Regions from separate parts of the Homo sapiens genome. Here region 2 is linked to region 1. A link is an interaction called in ENCODE POLR2A ChIA-PET data of the cell type or tissue named here. Cell type or tissue: endothelial cell of umbilical vein. All regions are shown on one strand. Links, peaks and the distances in the headings refer to the core of each region. The heading gives the core; the rest is flanking DNA.

The links. ChIA-PET counts read pairs that join two places held together with the same protein. Peaks named below come from ENCODE experiments on the same cell type or tissue, not always from the same donor. Only the 100,000 strongest peaks of a DNase experiment are listed, where the experiment ranks them.
Region 2: POLR2A ChIA-PET joins it to region 1 with 7 read pairs; 3 of 35 experiments call an interaction of 5 or more read pairs at or near these places.

What each region holds. Positions count from the first base shown.
Region 1 is chr22:38,587,267-38,594,975 of GRCh38, forward strand. It overlaps FAM227A (family with sequence similarity 227 member A), which reads right to left. Exons shown (of 17, transcript NM_001013647.2): 16 at 4,169-4,274. Among named protein-coding and RNA genes, the nearest start is that of DMC1, 21 kb to the left of the region's middle. In endothelial cell of umbilical vein, for the core only: no CTCF peak of the experiment used is centred there; no DNase peak of the experiment used is centred there.
Region 2 is chr22:37,745,376-37,749,375 of GRCh38, forward strand. All of the region lies in intron 11 of TRIOBP (TRIO and F-actin binding protein), which reads left to right. It overlaps LOC124905115, which reads right to left and starts at 1,924. Exons shown (of 3, transcript XM_047441691.1): 1 at 1,747-1,924. The coding sequence starts at 1,764. It overlaps LOC102724378 (a long non-coding RNA gene), which reads right to left and starts at 569. Exons shown (of 3, transcript NR_160697.1): 1 at 244-569; 2 at 96-165. RefSeq lists silencers at 429-728, 1,069-1,298, 1,519-1,628. In endothelial cell of umbilical vein, for the core only: no CTCF peak of the experiment used is centred there; DNase peaks (open chromatin) are centred at 806 and 2,236; H3K4me3 peaks cover 2,784 bases; H3K27ac peaks cover 3,049 bases.

The DNA.
Region 1 (7,709 bases), core at 1,491-5,490:
GATTAGAGCAGAGGACGTGAAATAGAGAATAGAAAAAATAGAAAGTCAATTGAAAGAAACAAAATGTTAGTTATCAACAAAATTAACAAACTTTGAGTTTGAATGACTACCAAGAAAAGGACACACATAGATGAAAGTGAGAACATGATTACCGACCTTACAGAAATAAAGCTTGTAAGAGAATACAAATGCCAATAAATTATATAGCCTATATGAAATGGAAAACTAGAAATACACAAATTACCAAAACTGACTCAAGAAAAAAATAAAAATTCTGCATAGACTTATAACAAATAAAACGATTGAATCAATAATCAAAAATCTCCCTTTGAACAAAGAAAAGTGAAAGACTACAGGGCTTCATTTGTGAATTCTACCAAACCATTAAGGAAGAATTAACACCAATTCTTCTCAAGCTCTTCCAAAAAATAGAAGAGGTAACAGTATTTCATAGCTCATTTTATGGGGCCAGCATTATACTGATACCAGAACTAGACAAAGAAATGACAAGAAAAGAAATTATAGACCACTCTTCCTTAAGAATACAAATGCAGAGATCTTCAACAAATACTAAAATATTAAAAGGATTATACACTAGGAACAAGTGGGATTTATCCCAGGTAGTTCCCCTCAGTGAAACATAAATCGATCAGTGTATAGAGCACAATAAAAGAATGAAGGGAAAACCCTACATAATTATCTCAAATGATGCAGAGAAAGCATTTGACAAGAACCAACAGCATTTCATGATAATAAACAATCAGAAAAATAGGAATAGGATGGAATTACTCCAACATGATTATGGACATTTATGATAAACCCACAGATAACAGCACACTCAATGGTTAAAGACTGAAAGCCTTTCCCTAGGACCAGGGACAGGACAAAATGCCTCCTTTCATGGCTGGTATTCCACTTTGTATCAGAAGCTCTAGACAGATAATTAGGCAAGAAATGAAAGGCATCCAAATTGGAAATGAAGAAGTAAAACTATCTTTATTTACAGATAGCATGATTCTATACGTTGAAAATGCCAACACAGCAAGACCCTGTCTCTACAAAGAAATTTTAGCCAGGCGCGGTGGCTCATGCCTGTAATCCCAGGACTTTGGGGGGCCGAGGTGGGTGGATCACCTGAGGTCAGGAGTTCGAGACCAGCCTGGCCAACATGGTGAAACCCCATCTCTACTAAAAATGCAAAAATTAGCCGGGCGTGGTGGTGCACACCTGTAGTCCCAGCTACTCAGGAGGCTGAGGCAGGAGAATCATTTGAACCCGGGAAGTGGAGGTTGCAGTGAGCCGAGATTGCACCACTGCACTCCAGCCTGGGTAACAGAGTGACTCTGTCTAAAAAAAAAAAAAAAAAAAAAAAAATGCTGGGCGCAGTGGCTCACGCCTGTAATCCTAGAACTTTGGGAGGCCGAGACGGGTGGATCACGAGGTCAGGAGTTCGAGACCATCCTGGCTAACAGTGAAACCCCGTCTCTACTAAAAATACAAAAAAAAAAAAAAATAGCCAGGTGTGGTAGCAGGTGCCTGTAGTCCCAGCTACGTGGGAAGCTGAGGCAGGAGAATGGCATGAAGCTGGGAGGCGGAGGTTGCAGTGAGCCAAGATCGCGCCACTGCACTCCAGCCTGGGCGATAGAGCAAGACTCCATCTCAAAAAAAAAAAAAAAAGAAAAAAAGAAGAAGAAGAAAGCTGTTATAGGTTTTGGGGAATATGTTCCCCAAAAGACATGTTAAGGTTGTAAACCCCAGTACCCGTGAATAAGACCTTTTTTGGAAATAGTCTTTGCAGATGTAATCAAGTTCAATGAAGACATTAGGGTGGGCCTTTATCCAATATGACTGCTGTCTTTAGAAGAATAGATGCAGACAGACATGAAGAAGGCCAGGTGATGACAGAGGCAGAGATTGGAGTGAGGCCTCTACAAGCCAAGGACAGCCACGGACTGCTGGCAACCGCACGAAGCTAGGGAGAGGCAAAGGAAGACTACCCTGAACCCCGCACAGGAAGCATGGCCCTGCTGACACCTTGACTTTGGACTTCGGCCTCCAGAACTGTGAGAAAATACATTTACGTTGTTTGAAAAAGAAAAGAAATATATATACAGATGCCAAGAGGAGAATGAAGAAAGATAAGAAAATTAAAGGATCAGTCCAGCAGGTCTGACAATTGACTATCATAGTTCCAGAAATAGCAAAGAAAATGAAGGAAATTTTCTAAGAAATAATACAAGCAAAATTCTCAGAATTGAAGGACTCTACCCTCTGGACTGAGAGCACTCCCGACCTCAGTGACGCATATTAAGAAAAGGACTCATACCAAGGTATATCATTGTGAAACTTCAGGATACTAAGAATGAAGACAATATCCTAGAAGTTCCCACAGCTGGGAAGACAGTGACCCACAAAGCCATAGGAATCAGAATAGCGTGAGACTTCTCAACAGTAAAAGCAGCAGGCAGGAAAAATTCTCCAAAATTCTGTAGAATATTGACTTTTAACTTAGAATTTTATTTCCAGCAAAACATTTGCCAAATATCAATCAAGAACAAAGACATTTTTTCATGTCTGTAATCCCAGCACTTTGGGAGGCCAAGGCGAGAGGACTGCTTCAGCTCGGGAGTTCGAGACCAGCCTGGGCAACACAGCAAGATCTCATCTCTTAAATAATTATTTTAAAAATAGAACAAAGGGCCGGGAATGGTGGCTCACACCTGTAATCCCAGGGCTTTGGGAGGCTGAGGCGGGCGGATCACCTGAGGTCAAGAGTTTGAGACTAGCCTGGCCAACATGGTGAAACCTCATCTCTGCTACACAAAACAAAACAAAACAAAACAAAACAAAAAAACGAAAAAAATTAGCTGGGCATGGTGGCACGCGCCTGTAGTCCCAGCTACTCAGGGAGGCTGAGGCAGGAGAACTGCTTAGACCCAGGAGGAGGAAGTTGCAGTGAGCCAAGATTGTGCCACTGCACTCCAGCCTGGGTGACAGAAGGAGACTCCATCTCAAAAAAAAAAAAAAAAAAAAAAAGATGTTTTGGATATGCAAAGACTCAAATAATTTCCCATATACCTTCGTTTTGGGAACTGCTAGAAGATGTGCTCCAGCAAAGTGGACATGGCTTTTTAGGTCAGGACTATAAGGAGACAGACTTGGGCTGTCCATGGCCCTGAGGCAGAGGCAGCTTGAAAAAGAAGTCAGCCCACAGAAGGGAAGAGGATCAAGAGACAGACAGAGAAAGAGCCTGAAAATATCAAGCTGTCAGGTCTAATATGCCTGCAGATGGCCTATCATGACCTTCCCAGTTATTTAAGCTGCTACATTCTCCTTCCATTTAAGCTAGTTTGAGCTGGCTTCCTGGCACATGCAACCAAGGAGCTCTGTCTCATACAGTTCATGAAGTACATAGGCCAACACTTGGTACAGAGGAAGTACAAAATCATTAGTAGCCCTTACTACTACCAATAATAACACTAAAACTAAAATGAGAGTGGTGTGAGTAATACATAAAAGTAAGTGAACTTTTTTTTTGAGACGGAGTCTCATTCTGTCTCCAGGATGGAGTGTAGTGGCGTGATCTCGGCTCACTGCAACCTCCAGCTCCCGGGTTCAAGCGATTCTCCTGCCTCAGCCTCCCGAGTAGCTGGGATTACAGGCACGTACTGCCATGCCCAGCTAATTTTTGTATTTTTAGTAGAGATGGGGTTTCACCATGTTGGCCAGGATGGTCTCGATCTCCTGACCTCATGATCCGCCCACCTCGGCCTCCCAAAGTAGTGGGATTACAGACGTGAGCCACAGTGCCTGGCCATAAGTGAACTTTTATATGCTCTTTCCTGTGTTTTAAGAATTTTCCAGCCTGGGCAACATAGTGATACCCCCAACTCTACAAAAATAAAAAATGAGCTGGGCATGGTGGCACACACCTGTGGTCCCAGCTACTCAGGAGGCTGAAGTGGGAGGATTGCTTGAGCCCAGGAGGTGGAGGCTGCAGTGAGCTATGATGGCACCACTGCACTCAGCCTTGAGGAGAGAGTGAGACTCTGTCTCAGTAAAATAAAATAAAATAAAATAATTATTATTCTTACATGTTCACACTTCTACCTTTCCCATGGTTTTTGTTCGAACAACCCTTAAACTCAATTTCTCTTTGGAGACTTCCCTTAGTTTTCTTGTCAGGTGATTCCTCATTGACGGCTGAAGGTGGGATGAACATGTGGTTTGCCTTTTTTGTATCTGCTGCTTTTGGATCAATATTCTTCATTTCCCTGGGAGGAAAACACAGAGACATATGGAAAAAGGCTGGAGTGATTAACATGTCCTCAATGTTCTGTATGTCCTATAAACTGATAGATCCACGTGACCATTTACAAAACATGCATTGAAGTATAACATAGAAACTAGGAGTGCACAGATTCTAAGTGTGCAGCTCAAGAAATTTTCATATACTGAGCACGCCCATGTAACCAGCACTCGGATCGAGAAAGAGAACGCTGCCAGCTCCTTAGAAGCTGTCTCACATCCCTGCTCAGTCACTATCCTACTTCCTTAAGAGCAACCCTGCCCTGATGTCTAGTAGCACAGTTGTGTTTTAAGGCACCGCTTTTATCTGTAGACAAAACTTTGAGAATCACTTTATTAATATAAGGCATGATGAGCTTCTCAACAATATCTTTTTTTCTTTTTTTTTTTTTGAGATGGAGTCTTGCTCTGTCGCCCAGGCTGGAGTGCAGTGACATGATCTTGGCTCACTGCAACTTCCGCCTCCTGGGTTCAAGCGATTCTCCTGCCTCAGCCTCCCGAGTAGCTGGGATTACAGGTGCATGCCACCATGCCTAGCTAATTTTTTGTATTTTCAGTAGAGACGGGTTTCACAGTGTTAGCCAGGATGGTCTCGATTTCCTGACCTCATGATCCGCCCACCTCGGCCTCCCCAAGTGCTGGGATTACAGGCGTGAACCACTGCGCCCAGCAACAGTATCTTAAACAACAAAAAGTGATGTATTTAGCAATGCAACTGCTAACACACAGTTACAAACTTCCTCTTGACAAAAAAATCTTTACTACAATTCACCTAATGAGAATTTATTTATTAAACAAGAGTATCCTTTATTTCTGAAATATATAAGCTATAAACTTAATCCTGGATATTCTATATGAATTTAATGTTAATTTTAAACTAGTTCTGAACTTTAAAACGTTCTGGCCATGGAATGGAAGGGTTATTTGCAACTTCCAGAAGAAATGCATTTCTTTGGACTCATCTTCCTTTGAACTGGATGAAATGTGGACGTGGTGGCTGGAACTTGAGCAGCCATTTCTTACCATGAAGTTAAATCATGGGCTGAAGCTAAATCATGGGCTGAAGCTAGTGGAACAATATGATAAAAGATCTTGAGACCCTGTCACTATGAACTTTCATATCTACTGGAGTCCTTGTAAATGAGAGAAAAGAAATTGTAATAAATTTTAGCCACTGTTTGAGTTTTTCTGTCACTCTAAGCCAAACCTAATTATAACTGATACAATTACCTACCTATGGGCCTAGTTCTGAGAAAAGTCTTTACAGACCTTAATTTATTTGATCAATACAACCCTACAAAGTAGGAAATACTATCAAATGACTGAAGTACAACAAAACGACTGAGGATCAGTGAGGTGTGTGCAAATAACCCTTCCATTTTTATTCCATGGCTAAAACTTAGCCCCATAGCCAGACCTGCCTGTGGCCTTAAAAAGGCAAAAATAGTTTAATAGTCCATGGTCACAGAACCAGTAAGTAAAAAGACCTGTATCCCAACCTTAGCCTCTGCCATTCCATGGATCCCGCCATCAAGGCTTGTTACGACTATTGGGAGAGACAGATATGAGAGCAATCATAATGCCTGGTGCCCAGAAGGTGCTGAAAATCTGTTGGGACAATGAACTACAGAATAAATAAAGCATAATGGACTGGGCGCAGTGGCTCACGCCTATAATCCCAGCACTTCGGGAGGCTGAGGCAGGCAGATTACAAGGTCAGGAGATCAAGACCATCCTGGCTAACACGGTGAAACCCCGTCTCTACTAAAAATACAAAAAAATTAGCCGGGCATGGTGGCGGACACCTGCAGTCCCAGCTACTTGGGAGGCTGAGGCAGGAGAACGGCATGAACCCAGGAGGCGGAGCTTGCAGTGAGCCGAGACTGCGCCTCTGCACTCCAGCCTGGGCGACAGAGCAAGACTCCGTCTCTAAAACAAAACAAAACAAAACAAAAAAAGAATAAATAAAGCATAATGAACAACAGTTACAGAGGCAGAAGCAAAGAGCCCCAAAGAGCAGTCCCTATGTCTTCTCCCTTCTCCATCCCGACCCTCTCCTCCCTCACTTACATGTTCAATCTCTCCCCCTTCACACAGGCTTGGGTCTTCTACCTTATGTTTATTTATTTATTTAGAGACAGGGTCTCACTCTGTCACCCAGACTGGAGTGCACTGGCATGCTCCCGGCTCACCGCAACTTCTGCCTCCCAGGCTCAAGCGATTCTCCTGCCTCAGCATCCCAAGTAGCTGGGATTACAGGTGTGCGCCACTACCACCCAGCTATTTTTTCTATTTTTAGTAGAGACGGGGTTTCACCATGTTGGCCCGGCTGGTCTCAAACTCCTGACCTCAAATGATCCACCCGCCTCGGCCTCCCAAAGTGCTGGGATTACAGGTGTGAGCTACTGTGACCAGCCTTCTACCTTATGTTTAAATAGCCCCTGTTACTTACCATCTGATCTTGCCTTTTTGATGCAGAATTTTATTCCTTCTGCTTCCTAGGAATCCCATCCATCCACAGGGACTTACATCTTCCCCTTCACGTCCCAGGCTCTGCCTTCCGACTTTAGCCTTGTTGAGACTGCCCTCTACCAAGTCGCCTACCTGTCTCTGCCCCACGTTTTGGAGTCTGGCCACTACATTGCTGCTTGCTGCTTCCCTACTGTCCTTTGTCCCCTTGGCTTTATGGTCAGTGTGTCTGCATATATGGACTCTCCTCCTTCCCTTCTGGTCACTCCTCCCCTTACAGAATATTCTGTCCTCCCTGACTTATGTGGTTGCCCTCCAAGATTGTCCTCAACCTCAGCTTCCACATCTGTAAAATGGGGATAAGTAAATAATTGTACCACTTTAAACACACTGTCTTATAACCTACACTTCGGTCCAATAATATGTTGTGACCATCTTTCCTTGTAAAACAAAAATAGAGGGAGGTTTTTCTTGGCTGCAGAGTATGGAGGTATGATAGTTTTATTTAACCAATCATCTTTTGATGAACATTAATGCTGAACTGCATTCCTGTGGTGTTGGTGGTGGTGATGTCTAATGGGGTTTTGTGAATGTGTGTGGTCTGTGTCCCATAGTATTTTATAAATAACTCAATTGTGGCCGGGTGCGGTGGCTCATGCCTGTAATCCCAGCACTTTGGGAGGCTGAGGCGAGCAGATCATGAGGTCAAGAGGTCAAGACCATCCTGGCCAACATGGTGAAACCCAGTCTCTACTAAAAATGCAAAATTAAAAGGCCAGGCATGGTGGCTAACGCCTGTAATCCCAGCACTTTGGGAGGCCGAGGGGGGTGGATCACGAGGTCAGGGGATCGAGACCATCCTGGCTAACACGGTGAAACCCTGTCTCTACTAAAAATACAAAAAATTAGCCAGGCGTGGTGGCATGTGCCTG
Region 2 (4,000 bases), core at 1-4,000, 840 kb before region 1:
GGTGCCTTGCTTAAGGTAACACTAGGCTGGAATCCCCGTGCCACACGAACTTCCTAGTGCATTTAGCAACCAATTCCACCACGGTCCCTACTCACCTGCAGGAAAAGAGCATCTAACAAACGGCCCAGCGTTCTGGGAACCTGAGCAACGGGTGCACGCCCACACCTGAAAAACCCCAAACCAAAAAAGACCCATTTGTGAGGAGTGGGCATTTGGGAGAGACCCTGCCATCCAAGAACTCACTTTGTGTCCAGCTTACTCGCTAGGAATTCCGCCTCTTCCTGTGTGACCTCGGGCAAATCGGCTCACCCCTCTGAGCCTCCGTTTTCTCATTAGCAAAATAAGACCTCCCTCCCAAGTCTGTGGTGAGGACGAAAATCGACTCTTGGCGAGTGGGACCCGCTGAGTCGTTAGTACTGGGTGCTTTGCCCCGGTCCCCGCCAAATCACGGCGCCGAGCCCTAGCGGACCCATCGCTCCGGGGCCGGGTCGGGAAGCGCAGCCTGGGCGAGTCGTGCCCACGCCCGGCCGCCCGCATCCTCCGCCCCCGCGCCATTGCCGGAGTCACCTGCACCCTGGGCCCTTCCTTCCTCCCAGCGCGCCCGCGGCCCGGGCCCGCCCGCCCTCCGGCCGCCACCGCCCTCCCTTCCCTGCGGCCCCATCCGCCCACCCCGCCGTCCCGCCGTCCCGCCGCCCCGCCGCCCTAGCGCGCCCGTCCCGTTGCGGCAGGTCCCGCCCCCGGCCCGTCTCGCGCTTCCATTGGCCCGCCGCGGCCCCCGCCGCTGTTTGTCTCGGCTTCCCCGCCACCCATTGGCCCGCTCGGGTCCTCCCAGGAAGTTTGAAAAAAAAAAAAAAAAAGTTTTATGGGCGGATGGAAGGGGCCGGGGCAGCGTCGGGGAAAGGAAGGGCCGGAGGCGCGGCGGCGGGCGGCCGAGAGGGGCGGCGGCGGCGGCGGCGGCGGGGTTCCCGCGCCGCGGAGCCCGGCCCGAGAGCCGCGTCCACGTTCCTGCCTCCTGCTCCCGCCGCCCTGGGGCGCCGCCATGACGGTGAGTGCCCCAGTCAGCCGCCCGCGCCCGAGGCCGGGAGAAGGGCGACGACCCGAGGCAGAGCCCAGCCTCTCCCCTCCGGGGCAGCCCCCTCCTCATTTCCCGAAGGCGAGAGGAGGGCTGGGCCGGAAGACGGGGCCACCTCCGAAGCGCTTTCGGCCAGACCGGCCTCACCCTTCCCGCAGGCTCCTCCTCGCCTTCCCTCGCCCACTCGCCCCCGGGAGCCCAGGCGACCCTGAGGGGACGGAACGACCCGTCTCGGGCGCCCCCTCCTCACACTTGCGGCACCAGTCACGGGTGGATTCGGGGCGACCCTTTCCCACCTCCCCTCCAGCCCCCTAGACGAAGACCCGATTCCCCAAGGCGGCCAGGGGCCCCAGGGAGGAGCGGAGGTGGGCCTGGGCTGGGGAGGGGCGCTCGTGGGTGCGGATGGGTCGCGCTGACCCGGGCCTGGGCAAGCCAGCCCTCCGTGTGGCCGCTGGCCCGAGGTCGGGTGGGCGAGAAGTGGCCGGACCGCCCCACCCACAGCCCGGGAGGCAGTCCCGGGACGTCTGAAGCAGCGGGATACCACGTCTTCCTGGGCTTGCACTTTGCAGCGGTCCTGGGGCCTTGGGACAAGCCTGCGAGTCTGAGTAGGGGGCATGATGGCAGGGGTTTGCCTTTCTCATGGGGGTGAGCTGTACCCAAGCCCCATCAATTACCTGTGCCATAGTTAGCATATTGAGCCTCACAGCTGGGTTCGCTGGACTCCCCACTTCACAGCCAGATAAACTGAGGCTTGGGGAGGGGCGCTGGTGAGTTGCCCGAGGTCACCCCAAGTATAAGAGAAGGAGTAGCTCCTTTCCCTGTCCTTCTGGCCCACTGACCGTGATGTTCGGGAAGGGAGGGGTGGGGCTGCTTTTGGTTTCTGGCTAGTGCTTCAGGGAGGCTCTGACAGCCCAGTGGCCCTCCTGGGGGAGGATGAGCAGGGTGTGTGTGTGCACAGGCGGCAGTAGGCCTCTTTCAGGGGAGTGGAGACCCTGCGGAGGAGTGGGTGGGCTGCTGGGGGCGGGCTGGGCTGCTGGGGGGCGTGGCACGCCTAGCCCCTGCCCTGTGAGTGTGATGGCCTGGACTTCCTCGGCGTCCTCCTGGACATCCTGCCACCTCCCTGCTGGCCCTTCCTGTCGTCAGCAGCCTCCCCTTTTCTGTCAGGAGCAGAAGGGATGTGGGGGGAGGAGCTGAGTCAGTGTCCTGGGGCCAGGAGGAGAGAAGTTGCCTTGCCCACCGGGTGCCTGCCCGGCCCTCAGCCGGGTGCTTTCACGTTACCAGATTTGATCCTTGAAGGTTGGTAGTAACATCTTAATCAAACAGATGAGGAAACCAAGGTGTGGCGAGGTGAAGTGTCATGCCCCAGGTAACTCAGTGAGTCCCAGGCTAAGCCAGAATTTGTATCCAGGTCCGTTCCAGCTTTCTTTCACAGTTGCCTGTCCTGGGGGCAGCACGTGCTGAGCAAGGGTAAGGCTGCCGGAAGCAGCGTGTGGGGTGCTTGGAAGATGGACAGCACATCCCTGCTGGTGGCAGCAGCCTTCCTGAGGGAGGTGTCCTCCTGTGATTATAGGGCCTTGTCAGGTGGAGATGGACTAGCGAGGAGACAGCAGTGTGGACAGAAACGGGTGGTCATGTTTGAGAAGTAGCAAGAGCGTAGGGAAGGGGTCTGGGGAGGAGGGCCTCACTGCTAGGGCTTGGACAGGGGCAATAGAGAGCCATGAAAGCTTTTAGAGCAGAGAGGAGGCTATGATCACCATTAATAGTGTTCATTGAGTTCATCCTGGCTGCCATGCAGACCTCAGCCTGCTCTCAGCTGGTGCTCCTCCTGTACCCACCTCACACCCTCCTCCCCTGGCCCCCGTGCCCTGAATCAGGGATCCATACAGAGCAAGTGGCACAGGTGTGTGAGTGTGTGAGGCTCCGGGGCTTCAGGGAGTTGGGATTCTCTTCCACCCCTTTTGCCTTTGCCTGGGTGCAGCTTTGCTCCCGGATCAGCCTTCCCCCTCGCCTGCTGGGCATCAAATTATATTTGGTCCCTTGTTTACTGTCTCTTTCCTACAGTCCACCAGGGCAGGGGCCACAGCTCTTGGTCACAGCTAATTTCCTGGCCTAGAACAGTGCCTGATAACTTTAAAAAAAAATTTTTTTTTCTGCAAACACTCCCTGAGCCCCTATCTGTGCTGGGTCCTGGCAGGTAAACAGTGTATGTCCCTGACTGTGAGTTGCATCTAATCTAGCCTGTGAAGGATAAGTAAAGGGCCTCAAGATAGTCACGGATGCAACAGAGGCCTCTGAGAGGGGCCATGGGAGGGCAGGACGGGGGCGGCTGGTGGTGCGGTGAGTGGCATGAACTGTGAAGGGACCTCAGAGGTGGCCATTAAGCTGGGTCTTAAGGCCTGAGTAGCCGCTTGCCTAGTCATCGGAGGAGGAGGAAGCATAGTGTTTCAGGCCAAGGACATGGCACATATGAAGGGCCCGGAGTCCTGGTGTGTTGTGATCGGCAAGGAATATGCAGTGGTATAAACAGGGGCCCCTCAGCAAGGGGAGGCCAGGCTGGAAGAGTGTGATGAGGCTTCCCTGCCATCCTGAGGCAGCTGGACTTTGTTTTAAAGCCACCTGGAGACCGGGTGTAGTGGCTTATGTGTGCCTGTAATCCCAGCATTTTGGGAGGCTGAGGTGGATGGATCACTTGAGGTCAGGAGTTCGAGACCAGCCTGGCCAGCATGGTGAAATCCCATCTCTACTAAAAATAAAAAAATTTGCTGGACATGGTGGTGGGTGCTTGTAATCTCAGGTATTTGGGAGGCTGAGGCAGGAGAAACGCTTCAACCCGGGAGGTGGAGGTTGCAGTAAGCCGAGATGGCGCCATTGCACTCCAGCCTGGGCAGCAGAGACTCTGTCTCAAAAATAAAGCAAGCCACCTGGAGC